Linked DNA regions of Homo sapiens: regions 1 and 2 are each linked to region 3. A link is a loop called in an ENCODE intact Hi-C map of the cell type or tissue named here. Cell type or tissue: A673. All regions are shown on one strand. Region 1 overlaps SNAP91 (synaptosome associated protein 91). Region 2 overlaps ME1 (malic enzyme 1). Region 3 overlaps ME1 (malic enzyme 1).

Region 1 (5,000 bases), 370 kb before region 3:
CAAATAACTAGAAAAATATAATTGCATTATGGTATCATACCCTATTTTTATCTCTTTATGTCTTTAAAATAACTTATTGGTTATGTTTGAAAATGCTTTTCAAGGATAGTGAAGACTTAACACTTAGGAATGCTTAGTAAACTTAGTAAGAGTGTTTCATACTCTCATACTTAGTAAACCTTAGTAAACTTAACACTTAGGAATGCTTAGTAAACCTTAGTAAAATTATTGGTTATGTTTGAAAATGCTTTTCAGGGATAGTGAAGACTTAACACTTAGGAATGCTTAGTAAACCTTTCATGTTAACACTGTAATTTTGCCTGTACTAGATTATAAAAAATCTTAAAACTAGAATTATTTACATTGCCATTGTATATTTAATTTTATTGGCATTAAAGAAGATATTATGTTTGCTAGAAACTATGAGACAGGGACATTTTAATAACAGTGAATCAGTGTTACCTGGACATGAAAGTTTAATGTCTTAAATTACATAATAAAAATATTTTTTGTTTTAATTTTTACATCCATTAATTTCTAATGATACATAAAACATGCTTCTCAGAGCCCTTATACAATGAGAATCTCATTACCTTTTGGATCCTATTAGGCCTCAGCAGTATCAACATTGTATCACTTGCATGTTAACTAACATGAAGGTGTGCAAAGAATAATTGTTTTGTGACCACCGACAGCGCATGGGCCATAAAAATGCATTTTTAAAAATTCATGTTGTATAAGGGAGCCTTCTTCACAATTTAACTTGGTTCTTTTACTGTATTTTCTTCTCTTTTTATTCTTTTAATTTCTGCTGTTTTAAAAACCGCACCCAAGATGCCTTTGCAGCTTCTCCTGGGGAGGCCCCTGCAGCATCCGAAGGGGCCGCCGCACCAGCTACCCCAACCCCTGTAGCAGCAGCACTTGATGCATGTTCAGGAAATGGTGGGTTTAAAGTCATTAGCCAGTCTGTTATTCTTCTGTCCTAATGTAAAACCCCCGTAGTTAGAAGAGGCCATATGTTTTTCTAATTTTACTTTCTTCTGAGTGTAAAGTATCATTCATCATAACTAAATAAATAATGCCAGCATTTAAAACATTAAGACAATGAAGTACATACTTATCAAAATTGACAATTTCTTAAGATTGACAATTTTTGTCAGTGCAAGTATGCTGTCTTAATGTTTTTTTTTCTAATGCTATATTGTACTCTTTTGTAACATTGAGTTCAAATATATTGGCATGTTTTAATGAATTTTCAAAGCTACCAGATTGACCAAATAAAGTGAAGATTTGAAGGATAGCAATCTCTGATCCTAGACTGTAGGTTAATCTTACGGCACTTTGCAAAATGCTTTAGTTTGCTAACTTGTGGTACCTACTAAGTTTTCCTTTTTCTTTAGAAAAACATCCTAATCACTAACCCCTGCCAGTAGGATAGTAGTTAAATCCAAGGAGCCTCACACCTAGCTAGTGTGTAAATATCTGTATAAGGTGTCTCTTGCCATAGTTATGATGCTGTCTCTTGTCTCTTTCCTTACTGATGCTGTGTGTGTCTCCACTTTCCTTTCCAAAAGACCCCTTTGCCCCGTCTGAAGGTAGTGCAGAGGCTGCACCTGAGCTGGACCTCTTTGCAATGAAGCCACCTGAGACCAGTGTTCCTGTAGTTACCCCTACAGCTAGCACAGCCCCTCCAGTTCCCGCAACTGCTCCTTCTCCTGCTCCTGCCGTTGCAGCTGCTGCTGCTGCCACTACTGCTGCCACCGCCGCTGCCACCACCACTACCACCACCTCCGCTGCCACCGCCACCACTGCTCCTCCTGCTCTAGATATCTTTGGTGGTAATTTTTTGTTATTGTTGTCGACCTCTTTCCGTCTAGTGGATTGAATTCTGATCCTTGAGATGTACTGCATGAAGACTGTGTAATTAAATGGTTCTCTAGAAACCATTTGCTGCTTAATTCAGAGTTCTTCAAAGTGCTAATTAAGGACTGGGAAGTGATGCTGTGTCAGGCTTATTGTTCAAGTTGAGTAAAGGCATGTGTGTTCTTGGTCTTAGATTTATTTGAGTCCACTCCTGAAGTTGCTGCAGCGCCTAAGCCAGATGCTGCTCCTAGCATAGACCTGTTTAGTACAGGTAAAACCAAAGCAACCCTTTTTTTTCACTTTAGTTTCTTAGATGTTTTCCTGATTAAGCTCTTTGTACTCACCTGTGATAATGCATTTGTTAGATTTTTGACTTTGATTTCAGCTTTCTACTACTTACCTCTGCTTGGTTTTGGTTTGTTTCACTTTTGGAAGATGCTTTCTCCTCTCCACCACAAGGGGCCTCTCCTGTGCCTGAGAGTTCTCTCACTGCTGACCTCTTATCTGGTGAGTGCTTTGCCAAGGTCAGGACTTCAGAGATGTCTTGTGGAAGTAATGCATAGAGAGAAGGATATAACATGTGGGTTTTTCTTGAGTTCTTTTAAATTTAAAATGTACTTCAAAAGAAAAACTCACTCTTGGGACCATCATCAACCGTTGAGGGTTAATATTTCAAATTTAAGGCTAGTGAAAATTTTTTTCACACTGAAACCTCTGACCTCAAGGAGTCAATTTTATTTTGTTCTGGAGAGCGTGTATTTTAAAACCCGTTTGCTTTTCCTTAACTGTTAAGATTGTCTACAGTCTTTCTGCCTGGAGTGAACCATGAAATCCCAAGATGCCATTTGTCAAGGCTCATGGTTTTCTTTTCCCTTGGGTGACATGCACTTTTTCCTGTCTGTGCTTCACTGCAGTGGATGCATTTGCAGCACCATCTCCTGCAACCACTGCCTCGCCAGCAAAGGTGGATTCTTCAGGTGTCATAGACCTTTTTGGGGGTGCGTATTTCTCCTCCATCAACACTTAAGGAATCTTTTTTTCTTCAGAATAATTTTTAAATCTATTTTATTATATTTCATCATTTTTTCTTTAGGCTATATAAAATTCTGTCTCTTAAATGTAAACTTAAGTTTTTAAGATCATTTTCATTTCTTCGTCATCATCATCTTCATCCTCATCATTTCATCATAACTTTCAGTGCATGACCTAACAAAACACATAATTTTTCACTTGGTGTTTTCAACTTTTTGTTCTTCATCCTAATGTAGAATTACCTGACTGGAATTTCCTTCAACTGTTCTTCCTTGGTGATCCTGATCTGTTGGCTAAATCAACATCTCTAAGTTCTTAAAAGCCAAATAAACATGACCTATTAATAGATAATTTAGAAATGAAAACAAGCCAGTTAAAACTGAAAGCATAAGTCTAGATGTTGTACATTATTCTGTAGGTTTATTTATAATGTTTTGCTATCCTTACAAAGAGTTAGAAGGATTGGAAAATGTGTTGCTGATTTAAATATATTTCCCTCTTCCTTTATGTGTTATCTGAGGGCAGGAAGATGTACTGAATTAGCTCTTGAGCTTAAATACTATCCTTAGAAAGCTTAACCCACATTGAGTACCTCCTGTACATTGAAGCATCATGGACATTCCATGATGCGTACATGAGGAATACAAAGATGTTGCAGTGTCTGACATTTAGGGGCTCAAGACTTGTGTCAGATAAACACTAAACCTTGACATGTAGGTACAAATCATATTGCTGCTCCTTGAATTAAGTTTATTAATTTTTTAAACATTTAATAGAATTCTAAATGGAAAAATTCTGTTTTATTACCTTTAGGTAAAAAGTTTAAAACCTTGCTTCTGTTTTGACAGATGACAAGGTTTAGTCCAAAAATTTTATTCTTAGAAAAAAAAAAGAATTCCCTTAATCTTACAAAGAGGTATTACTTGTTAATATTTTAGAACTCTTTTTGAGAGAATAAACCGGTCAGAGCATAATTCAATTCATGTGATCATTTCACACACCCACAAAAGACAAGCTCACTGTACACTGTCATGTCTCTGCATTTCTCTACATAATACTTAAATTACTTACTGTACTTACTTTTTACACTTTCTTACTTTTCCGCTGCACAATGGATAACGGATAGATGCATTTGGAAGTAGTGCTTCTGAACCCCAACCTGCATCTCAGGCTGCTTCTAGTTCATCAGCATCGGCAGACCTACTAGCTGGTAATTAAATTAAAATGGTATTTTGTAGAAGTTAAATTTGGATATATTTTTATAAGTAACAATTATAAAAATTACATAAATTGCAGGGTGCATGTTTTCTTTTTCTTTCAAGACATAAAATTGAGGGAGGGGACAAGTATTGAAAAACTGACTGTTGGGTACTATGCTTATTACTTGGGTGACAGGATCAATCATACCCCAAACTTCAGCATCTCATAGTACACCCATGTAACAAATCTGTACTTGCCCCCCCAAATCTAAAACAAAATTGAAATTGTTTTTAAAAAATAATTTTAAAAGACATGAAATTGAAAATTCAGTCATTGTACGATAGAAGTTTGATTATTTCTCAGGGTCTTAAAGTTGCAGCTGTATACAAGCCACCTTTGTGGCTTCTTGTATGCTCCAAATCTGCCTTATTTTCAGCCAACATGTTTCCTTTAAATTATTTAAAGGGTAATGTGCTTATGTAACAATTTTTGTCTTGTAATGTCTATGCCCATCTTTTTTTAAAGGAAGTTGTGGGGAAATGTACCATGATGTTTGAAAATAGATTTCGTAATATATGAATCACTCCAAGAGAAACTGTTACAGACTCCTACCATTGGGTCAAAACTGCTATTACATAGACCACTGTTTTTGTTTTTTGTTTTTTTTTTTAACAAGCTGATCATTTTTCTATGTGAAAACTCATGGGGTGATCTCAGCTCAACAGGGTCATAGTGTGAAATAGATTGGTACAGTTTGCCTTGGATTACTGCTTGTGGCCCAAGTAGTATATATAGAATAAAAGGAAACAGTTCAAGGACTCAAAAATAGTAAAAGCCAAGTATTGGTCTTCCTTGGGAGCAAGACAAAGTGTGTGCTTAGTGATAGCCTTGACCTAGAAATTATT
Region 2 (5,000 bases), 150 kb before region 3:
GTCGTGTAAGTTACCTCACCAAATCCAGTAAAATCCCAAAGGTTTTTACACCTCGGGACAATGCCAATAGCAACTTGAGATAGATAATTTGGTGTCTTTCTTTTGTAAGAGAGAAGAAAGTCTAGTATTAAAGCAGCTAGGGAATGGAGAATCCACATGAGTGGATCAATCTTGGAGAACCACACTAGGTCTTGGCAGATCAAATTTAGGAAAGAGAGATATGAAAGGTAAATATCTAGAAATTGATTAAATTAAAACTGTTGATGCTTTTGTTGTCCTAGGAAAGTCTCTCAAACCATACCCCAGTCAGTCTTGGGGTTCCAAGAGTAAATGTTTGAAGAGAGAGGAAGTGGAAGCTGATAGTTCTTAAGAATTGGTTGGAAACTGGCACAGCCTTACTTCTGTCATATTTTATGGGTCAAAGCAGTTACAGAGGCTGTCTGAAATTAAGGAGAAGACATCGACCCCACTTCTCTACGGGAGAAGTGTCAAAGGATTTGTGATCATCTTTAATATGCCTCAGCTACTATTTGCTAGACACTGTATTAGGTCATTGGAATAAAATAATGAATACAATAGACATAATGGTTTGTTGCATGAAGCATATGATCTAACAGAGGAGACAAACAAGCAATTATAATATTGCGTGATAAACACTATGATAAGAGAATATAGGGTGCCATGGAATCATACAGGAGGGGCCCCTAAACCAGAGAGAACTGGAATTCAGGCACAACACCCCAAAGGAAGTACCCTGAGAACTCTATTCTGAACCAAGTCTTATTGATATGATAATAGTACAGCTATAATTTTTGAAAACATATTTCTCACTCGTGCTAGACTTGAAGGAAACTAGTGACAGATTTTCAGTAGTAGCATAAATTTGAATTTGTGCAGAGGTGATCTAGATCTGAGGGAAAATGGGCATTATTTGGTTTATAGAGTAGAATTGAAGGGATCGTTTTCTTAGTACCCAGCAGTAGCAACCTCCCCTGGAAAATTCTTTGGAAAACTGCCTCATATCAGAAGAATTTGCTTGAACTGTATTTGGCAGTATACCAAGTCTGTCTGTATGGCTTATATTTTTCTGTTGATACATTTTCTTTTCTCTGAAAAGGAAAAACCCGGCAACAAGGCCTGTGAACAAACAGCAGTTTTTCTGTTTAGGTTTATATAGGCCTATTCCTACAGTTTTCAGCATATGCATGTGAGTCTCTGTCAGTTTTCCAAAACATTAGAATAGGAAATGAGACTGATTGATTGAATAGTTTGATCAGTTAGTTTTGGGTTTAGATACACTAATCTGCAAGAATGTAGACTTCCAATGTAAAGATCAGCAAAGGGAAAGACTTCTGGATAAAGGCTAAGTCAAGGCTGTAGGATTTACTTTAGTAGCAGTTTGAAAGGAACTTGAAAATAAAACTTCAACTAAGAAGCTATTGCTCTTCAAGAATGCTGTTTTATCAGAGAAACAATAATAAAATTCTTAGAATAAATTATAAATGAAATTATTAGAAAGTTTATAGCAACAACAATATGATTAATGAAAGTTGTATTAATGATAGAGATTACCTAAAGATTTGGGACATGAGATCTTGAGCCAGCACAGGTAAATTTCATGTGAACATTGGGGCAAATCTTAATGGTCTAAGTAAAGTGTTATATGTTTAGAGGTAATTGAATTCTACCGTATCCTCTTTTTCTTCATTAATGTTTTTTGTGCTTTATGCCTTTGACTTCTTGCATAAAAGCATGGAGTCATTCTGGTGCACTTCCATCATAGAATGTCTCTCCTATTTCCGCTCTTGGATCCCATTGCATAGTCAGTTTATATTGGCCCTGGATATAACTGTCATTCCCTAGACATTAAGTAATGGAAATATTTTTTCTTTGCGTTGCCAGTAAATGCTGGATAGGATGTATATATTTTCATTTAACAGTGAGAAGTGCTTTTTTCCCCTTTACTTCATTGCTGTTATTTGTAATGTTTGGAAAGAAACCTGAGATACCAGTCTAAATGTGAGACTAAGTAATTATTCTATTTGATAGAATTTGCTAACTCAAGCAGGATGAGTAGGATGGATATTTGGCAAGCCTTTGGTACTTATGCAGTTGCTTTTTATGCATAGGAGTTTATCATTCTATGGATATTTCTATGTTTTTCAATCCTCATTTCAAATTGTCTCGTTTTCCTCTCTATTATGTCATATTCAAACAATTGTCATCTGTCCCATTAAATATGGTACCTTTGCCACCTTCTTTACTGAAAGGGAGTTTAGAAAAAGCAAGCAAGTTATCACATACGGGATTGAACACAGTGTAAGTAAAGTTGACTGTTTTTCCTGCAAAGTTAAGCTGTAGAATTTATTATGCCTTTTCCTCTCACCATATAGTATCTTGAAATAATTACAGTACAGACTGAGAAAGACAGGGATTTGTCAGCTACTTCATTTCTTTAATTCTAATGTCACAGAAAAGTATGAACATATCTTCCTAACTTTATCCATTTTAGTATGTAACGGTCTTTACAAATTTTAGCCTGAATCACTTGTATTTAACCTAAGTTTTTATTTTTGATTGAGATGTAGATTCTTAAACTCTTTGCAATAATTCTATAAATATTTAAGAACTATTATCTTTTTCTCTTCATATCTTCTCCGCTGCATCCTTTTAAAACCTTTCCTAAAGGAACCCCTAAAGGGTTGTCTTTTAAAACATTGAATCATCTTTACTGTTCTTTCATGACCCTTTAAGAATTCTCTGTAATCAGTTTAAATCTTATTATACCAAAGTTAATTTGATTGGAAATATATAGGACTTTGATATAGTTGACTGTCAAGTTTTGAACCGAGAAAGAATATATTCCTTCCTCTCAAGTTGTTATAAAAAAATCGTTTTCTATGGATTGGATTTCATTTATTTCCTTCCTTCCTTCCTTCCTTCCTTCCTTCCTTCCTTCCTTCCTTCCTTCCTTCGTTCCTTCCTTCCTTCCTCTCTCTGTCTCTCTTTTCTTTTCTTTTTCTGACAAGGTCACTGTCTGTTGCCCAGGCTGGAGTGCAGTGGCATGATCATGGCTCACTCCAATCTCAACCTCTCTGGGTCTTAGAAGATAGAAGGATCATTTTTCTACCAGTCATTTGAAAATGGAAGGTGTTATATCCATCTTAGTAAGGATAGTATTTTTATTATATGGTGGGAGATTTTGCACTTAGGTAAAGGGAGAAAATAAGGTCATTGACTTGGAAAAACTAGAGAGTTACTTTAATCTGTTAGGCCAAAACCCTCTTAAATAAAGTATATTTTAAAAATTATGGAACAAATACCTCAGTTCACTTCAGTAGACATTTAGAGTGCCTACAGTAAGTTCAGTGTCAGTAATAGAAAAGAAATTTCCAATGAAATGTCCTCTTTGGGCTACCAACAGTTAGTTAGGTCTTTGATCTCCCATTCATCACCCTATTCTTCATGTAATGACCCACATGACCTGACACTTAACTGTGTGCCTGGAAGTACAAGGAAGAGTGGGAAAAAATTACAGGAGAAAATTCTTTAAAGCATATATATCTATTTTTATTTTAAAAGTCACATTCTGCACATGTATCCCAGAACTTAAAGTATATTAATAATAATAAAGTCTATTTTCTTTGGAAGGAGGATTTCTTCATTCAACTTTCCTGCAGTTCTCTGGTTGCTAGCAAATATTGCAGAGGGAAATGAAAATAAAATGGGAAAATTTTCTATGGCAAGTTCAGGATTGGGAAAGACAATATCATAGACCCAGAGAATATTGAGTCTCAGCTTACTGAATATTCTAGGTCCAGCTCTTCTTATCTCTAAATTACTGAGTCTGGAGAAGATAACTGACTGTTCTAAGGATTCATAGCCATGACTAAAACTCCTATTTTTATCCAGTGCCTTTCTTAATAAGAAGCCAAAAAATATGATAGGGTCTACTCAGTAAATTGTAATGTGTTAGTTTTGTAAATCCATGTTGTAAATGGTGAGATCAATGCATGTAGTTATATGGCATTTTAATTTATTATATGATAACATTTGACTCCTTTGAAGTTAGTGGACTAAATGCAACAAAAATTAGAAATGTGGCCATAAAAGTGACCATAAAAGTAATGTAATTTATAGTTAATATTTAAATCACATGCAAAACATGTGGAAATATTTAATAGGAAACTAAAACCAAGCTTATTAGTACAAGCATGCCTCGTTTAATTTTTGTTCATGTTATTGTGCTTTGCAGATAATTTTTTTTTGTTTTTTATAAATTGAAGGTTTGTGGCAATCCTCCATTGGGCAAGTCTATCAGTGCCATTTTCCAATAGCATGTGTTCACTTGTATCTAGTATCTTTGTGTCACATTTTGATAATTCTCACAATATTTCAAATAATTTTGTTATTATTATAACTTTTATAGTGATCTTATATCTGTAATCAGATCTTTGATGTTAGTATTGTAATTATTCTGGGGTACCATGAACCGCTCCCATATAAGACTGCAAACTTAACCCATAAATATGTGTTTTCCAACTGCCCCACTGACAGCAGTTCTCATCTCACTTTTCTCGGGCCTATTCCCAGACACACAACAGTGTTGAAATTAACCCAGTTAATAACCCTGCAATGGCCTTTAAGTGTTCAGGTGAAAGGAAGAGTCACACATCTCTCAGTTTAAAACAAAATCTGGAAATGATTAAGCTTAGTGAGGAAGGCAAGCTGCAAGCTAGGCCTCTTGTGCCAAACTGTTATCCAAGTTGTGAATGCAAAGGAAAACTTCTTGAATGAAATTAAAAGTGCTATTCCAATGAACATACCAACGATAAGAAAGTAAAGCGGCCATATTGCTGATATGGAGAAAGTTTGAATGGTCTGGATAGAAGATCAAACCAGCCACAACATTCCCTTTAAGCCAAAGCCTAATCCAGAGCAAGCCCTAACTCTCTTCATTTCTGGGAAGGCTGAGAGAAGTCAGGAAGCTGCAGAAGAAA
Region 3 (5,000 bases):
TTATGATACATTTGTTTTAAAATATTCTGCTTCTTTTTAAAGTGAGTTGTATGTGTCTTTGTTGTAGGGACGTGCAATTTTTGCCAGTGGCAGTCCTTTTGATCCAGTCACTCTTCCAAATGGACAGACCCTATATCCTGGCCAAGGCAACAATTCCTATGTGTTCCCTGGAGTTGCTCTTGGTGTTGTGGCGTGTGGATTGAGGCAGATCACAGATAATATTTTCCTCACTACTGCTGAGGTATTGTAAAATCCTCTAAGTTTACCAAGGGTTTAAAATACCAAGTGTGCTCAGCCTAGGTTGTCTAATGTTTTATTTATCTAGCATCTCAGCTTACTCTCTGAAAGAAGTAAAGTCTGAAGAACTTCCCAGTGGAGTATAAGGGGTGGGTAGCATGTTCATACTGACTCACAAACGAAAGGTTCTTCTTCAGTAGTCATTAGAAAAATTGTGTTTTTGATTTCTTAAGAGGAACATTTTTGTGTCTTCACACATCAGATCAAGTTCTGTGACAGTGATGGGACAATTAAAAATATTGTTTCCAGGGCTGGGTGTGGTGGCTCATGCCCCTAATCCCAGCACTTTGGGAGGCTGAGGCAGGCAGATCACTTGAGCCCAGGAGTTCGAGGCCAGCTTGGCCAACATGGTGAAACTTCATCTCTACTAAAAATACAAACATTAGCCGGGCATGGTGGTGTGTGCCTGTGATCCCCCCTGACTCAAGAGGCTGAGGCAGGAGAATTGCTTGAATCCAGGAGGCAGAGGTTGCAGTGAGCTGCGATTGCACTACTGCACTGCATCCTGGGCTACAGAGCTAGATTGTTACCTAAAAAAAAGCAAAAACAAAATTGTTTCCAAATGATGATTAAGTGGTAAATATTTCCCTGTTGAGAACAGTGCTTAATAATGAATGGCATTTTGAAGGTTTAAAGTGAAAGTCTGATATGGTATAGTGGACATGTTTATTATTCAGGGTTCAGTACAGGAGACAGAAACCACCCTAGTATTTAAGCAGAAATTAGATCAAAATAGGAAATTAGTTGTTTATAAAATCATTAAAAGAATAGGAGAAGTGAGCTCTGTCTGGGCCTTGAGGAAAGATTCTCAGAACATCACAAAGCAGGCCCACTGGGGAATCTTGTACTGTCATGAAACTGTGAAAGATCTGAGATTTTACTCTACTTGCAAGCTAACAAGTTAGCCACAATTTCATAGATATTGACAGAAGACATGAAACTCTTAGGTCAGAGACAAAGGACTTTGATAATTCCTGGCACAAGAGATATCATGAGCTGCATGTTCCTATCAGTTTCCCTCCTCCTCCCAAGCCTCAGCAGGATGATACGGTGATTGGGCATATATTTATAAAATCATGAGCTTTTTGATAATCATCAGGTTGATGTTCATCAGGTTGATATCATGTTTCAGATTTGAACAGGTAACCATTTATGGATGAGAAACTTGAGTGAATTTCTTTTCTTACGATTAAACCTTTGCAGCTGAACTGATCCAAAGAACTTGATTGATATTCAAATATTTTTATCCTGCAAATATTTTTTCCATTGTGAAGAGGAACCCCAAGAATGTAGACAAAGATTCTTATGTTACTGATGTGATCTAAAGGAGCATAATCTTGGTGGCTAGCACCCGGTGTCATTCTATGAGAACAGATGCTTGGAAGCAATAATGTTCTCCTGTCGTTTTCTTCACTGCATTAAAAAGCATGCCAGCTGATGTCACAGGTTTTCTTTAACTCAGAAAATCTTGTTAAACATAAATGGATGTCTAATTACTAAGAGAGCATGTAAAAGTAGCTTTTGCATTAAGGAAAATGTAATCATTGTCTTTTAGAATAGGCACATCAGAGTTTTGGTTACCTGCAGTAGTCAGTGTTTTCTTTCTTAAATAACTCTAGCACCCTCTAGTGACAAATTCCGTGAAAAATATTTTCAGTTTACTCTCCAAGAAAAGTAATAATCACTACCAAAAAACACTTTGAAGGAAAAAAAAAATGTGGTGTTGTCAACATACCACATCACTAATTCTTATCATAGCTAGTGATCTCTCTGGCTGCATCTCTTGGCCTTTCTACTGGTTTTCTCTTAGGCTTCAACACAATATTCCTGTTTTTTATATCATCTAAATTATGTCCCACTCATTATTTTCCTTGTCTCCTTTTCATCTCCCTTTTAAGTAAGAGTTTTTTTTCTAGCATTCATTTTTTGTTACCAGTTTTTTCTTCTCTTTTTCTTATGCTTTCAAAGATCTCATTCATTCATTCATTTCTATTATCTTCATTCTAGTAGTGGCCAAATCTGTGTATCTCTATTCTCATCTTTTTCCATATCTCCAGTTGCCTGTTGGGTAATTCCACAGACATGCCCTACTGTGTCCTTAAACACAACATTATGAAAGCCTTCCTTATCTTTCCTCACTGTCAGCATTCACATTTTTATTAGTGATACCCCCTTTCCAAGCAGGCAGCAAAGCTTAGAAGCTTGACATTCTTTTCATTCTCCCTCATCCCATAGCCTTCAAACACACCATGCATATGTATGCCTGTGTAACTGCTTTATCTCTTATCCTGTCTGGAAAGACCTGAGAATTATTCTCCAATGATCTAAGCTTCTCCTTTAGGGTACTGCTTAAATACCACCACATCCTGGAATCTTTTTGTGACAAGTCTAGCTCATCTTGATCTTTCTCCGTAGCCATGACTGTCTTTATTACACACTTTGACATTTAATTTTATTTCTGGTTATGATACACTCCTGAGAGCTTCCTATTGTAAAAGATTAGGTGTTGCCTTTATAACTAAATTGTAGATTATCTTTTTTTTTTGAGACGGAGTCTCGCTCTGTTGCCAAGCTGGAGTGTAGTGGTGTGATCTTGGCCCACTGCAACCTCCAACTCCCTGGTTCAAGCAATACTCCTGCCTCAGCCTCCCAAGTATCTGGGATTACAGGCACAATGCCAATACGCCCAGCTAATTTTTGTATTTTTAGTAGAGACGGGGTTTCACCATGTTGGCCAGACTGGTCTCGATCTCTTGACCTTGTGATCAGCCTGACTCGGCCTCCCAAAGTGCTGGGATTATAGGCATGAGCCACCGCGCCTGGCCTGTAGATTATCTTTTTTAAAGACAGAGAGTCTTCCATATACTTCTTTTAAAACTTCAGTAGTATCTAGCACCATGCTAGGCACAAAGCAGAAAATTAGTAAATACTTTTTGAATAGGATTAAATAGAATGAGTCATGTATCTTAGCAAGAGGAATAAATACAATACCACAAACGTTCACTACCAGATGGCCCCAAAAAGAAGAAAAGTACTTCTTGTCTAGATTATATTTTGTAGTTAACAAAAGTAACATATAGGAGATATTTCTGAATATTTTGTTTTGCAACCACAAATTTAATAACTGTTAGGATTATTGTCAAAATACTAGTTGAATCTCTTATGGAACTAGAAATGTCATGGGTTAGCACCAATCTCAAAGAATATTTCTGGACATTTTTATATCATGAAGAGATTTTTGGCTTTCCTGGCACTATAGACAGTCTTCTGGACCTCTGGTGATCAGCCCTCCTGGCCCTGTGTGGTCTGTAGTGTATCCTGGGAATAGACTCCTCACATCCTGTTCACACCTGGGAGACAAATCTCAGCCTCCTATCTTCACACCACTTCTCCTGAATCACAGGCTGGTGTCTTCTCATCTGCCTTGCTCCACTCCTTTCTGATATCTGCTCAGAGGACCCTTTAGATAATCATCATGGACAGTCACACATGGAGAGTAAGGATTCAGAATGATTCTTCTTTACTCAGCTATCCTGTGACTGTCTCCAATCTCTTTAAAATGACATTTGTGTGACATCCTAGAGAAGAAACAATGAAATTGAATGCCAGCAGTGTCCTGGTGTTTATAGGTGGAATACACATATTATGTCATATAAATAGTTGAAAAAACTTGAAGTTGATTCGTTATAGAACTTGCCCCCAAATCAAATAGCTAACAATCTATACACTGTAGAGCCAGATCTGACACCAGAAGCTATTTTGCTTCCATTTGGCCATGTGGGCTGCCTATTGGTTCTTTTTTAAAACAAAATAGCTGGCCAGATGCAGTGGCTCACGTCTGTAATCCCAACACTTTGGAAAGCTGAGGTAGGTGGATCGCTTGAGCTCAGGAGTTTGAGACCAGCCTGGCCAACATGGTGAAACCCTATCTCTGCTAAAAATACAAAAAAAAAAAAAAAAAAATTAGTTGGGCATGATGGCACACAGCTGTTGTCTCAGCTACTCGGGAGTCTGAGGCGGCAGAATCACCCAAGCTAAGGGAGATTGCCTACACTCCAGCGTAGGCAATCTGAGTGAGACCCTGTTTCACATACATACATACATACATACATAAAACAAAATAGCTAAGTTTAATTGAATACTTTTCTGACAGACACTGTCTGTGGTAAATTGTTTGCTGGCATTTATTTCATTCAATCCTTATGAATTAGGAAGTATTATTAGTCCTGTATTACTGATGAGAAAACTGAGGTCTAAAAAGGTTAATTAATTTGCCCAAATACAAAACAGACAGTAATTGATGGAATTAGAATTCAAACATAGGTCTACCTCACACCAGAGCCTGAGCCTTCAACCACCATGCTCTGACATCTTTTTAACATTGTGCTATTCATTTTGTTCTATCCAATTAAATACCAATACCTGACACCCAGAAAAGTTTTTGCTTTAACATCTAAGAAATTATTATTTAAATCTGCCACATCTCCTTTGCAGAACAACAAGAATTAATAAAGTTTTTTAAAAGTTTCAATTCAGTGGAGCAATTAACATAAAATGGTTTTATTTTGCCCCAGTCATTGTTTTAAATCATTCTCCACCAGCTCTCCCTCTTGTTTCTCTTAGTGCCATTTCGGTAAGAGCCCATAACTTTCAGTTCACTCATTCTTTTAATATTCTTTTAATTAAATACCTAACATATGCTA

The links. Peaks named below come from ENCODE experiments on the same cell type or tissue, not always from the same donor. Only the 100,000 strongest peaks of a DNase experiment are listed, where the experiment ranks them.
Region 1: a loop joins it to region 3, with 2.2 times the contacts of the local background. A loop is called at or near these places in 5 of 110 quality-filtered maps.
Region 2: a loop joins it to region 3, with 6 times the contacts of the local background. A loop is called at or near these places in 2 of 110 quality-filtered maps.

Annotation. Positions count from the first base shown.
Region 1 is chr6:83,590,316-83,595,315 of GRCh38, reverse strand. SNAP91 (synaptosome associated protein 91) reads left to right here. Exons shown (of 30, transcript NM_001242792.2): 17 at 835-942; 18 at 1,575-1,838; 19 at 2,057-2,134; 20 at 2,299-2,370; 21 at 2,778-2,861; 22 at 4,022-4,105. Among named protein-coding and RNA genes, the nearest start is that of PRSS35, 80 kb to the right of the region's middle. In A673, a CTCF peak has its summit at 2,325; a DNase peak (open chromatin) is centred at 2,345.
Region 2 is chr6:83,367,647-83,372,646 of GRCh38, reverse strand. The region is part of intron 3 of ME1 (malic enzyme 1); the gene reads left to right. Among named protein-coding and RNA genes, the nearest start is that of ME1, 61 kb to the left of the region's middle. In A673, no CTCF peak of the experiment used is centred here; DNase peaks (open chromatin) are centred at 1,956, 2,376, 2,776 and 3,036; H3K4me3 peaks cover 571 bases; H3K27ac peaks cover 5,000 bases.
Region 3 is chr6:83,219,001-83,224,000 of GRCh38, reverse strand. It overlaps ME1 (malic enzyme 1), which reads left to right. Exons shown (of 14, transcript NM_002395.6): 12 at 68-241. Among named protein-coding and RNA genes, the nearest start is that of RWDD2A, 28 kb to the right of the region's middle. In A673, a CTCF peak has its summit at 1,930 (motif pointing left); a DNase peak (open chromatin) is centred at 1,890; H3K27ac peaks cover 3,202 bases.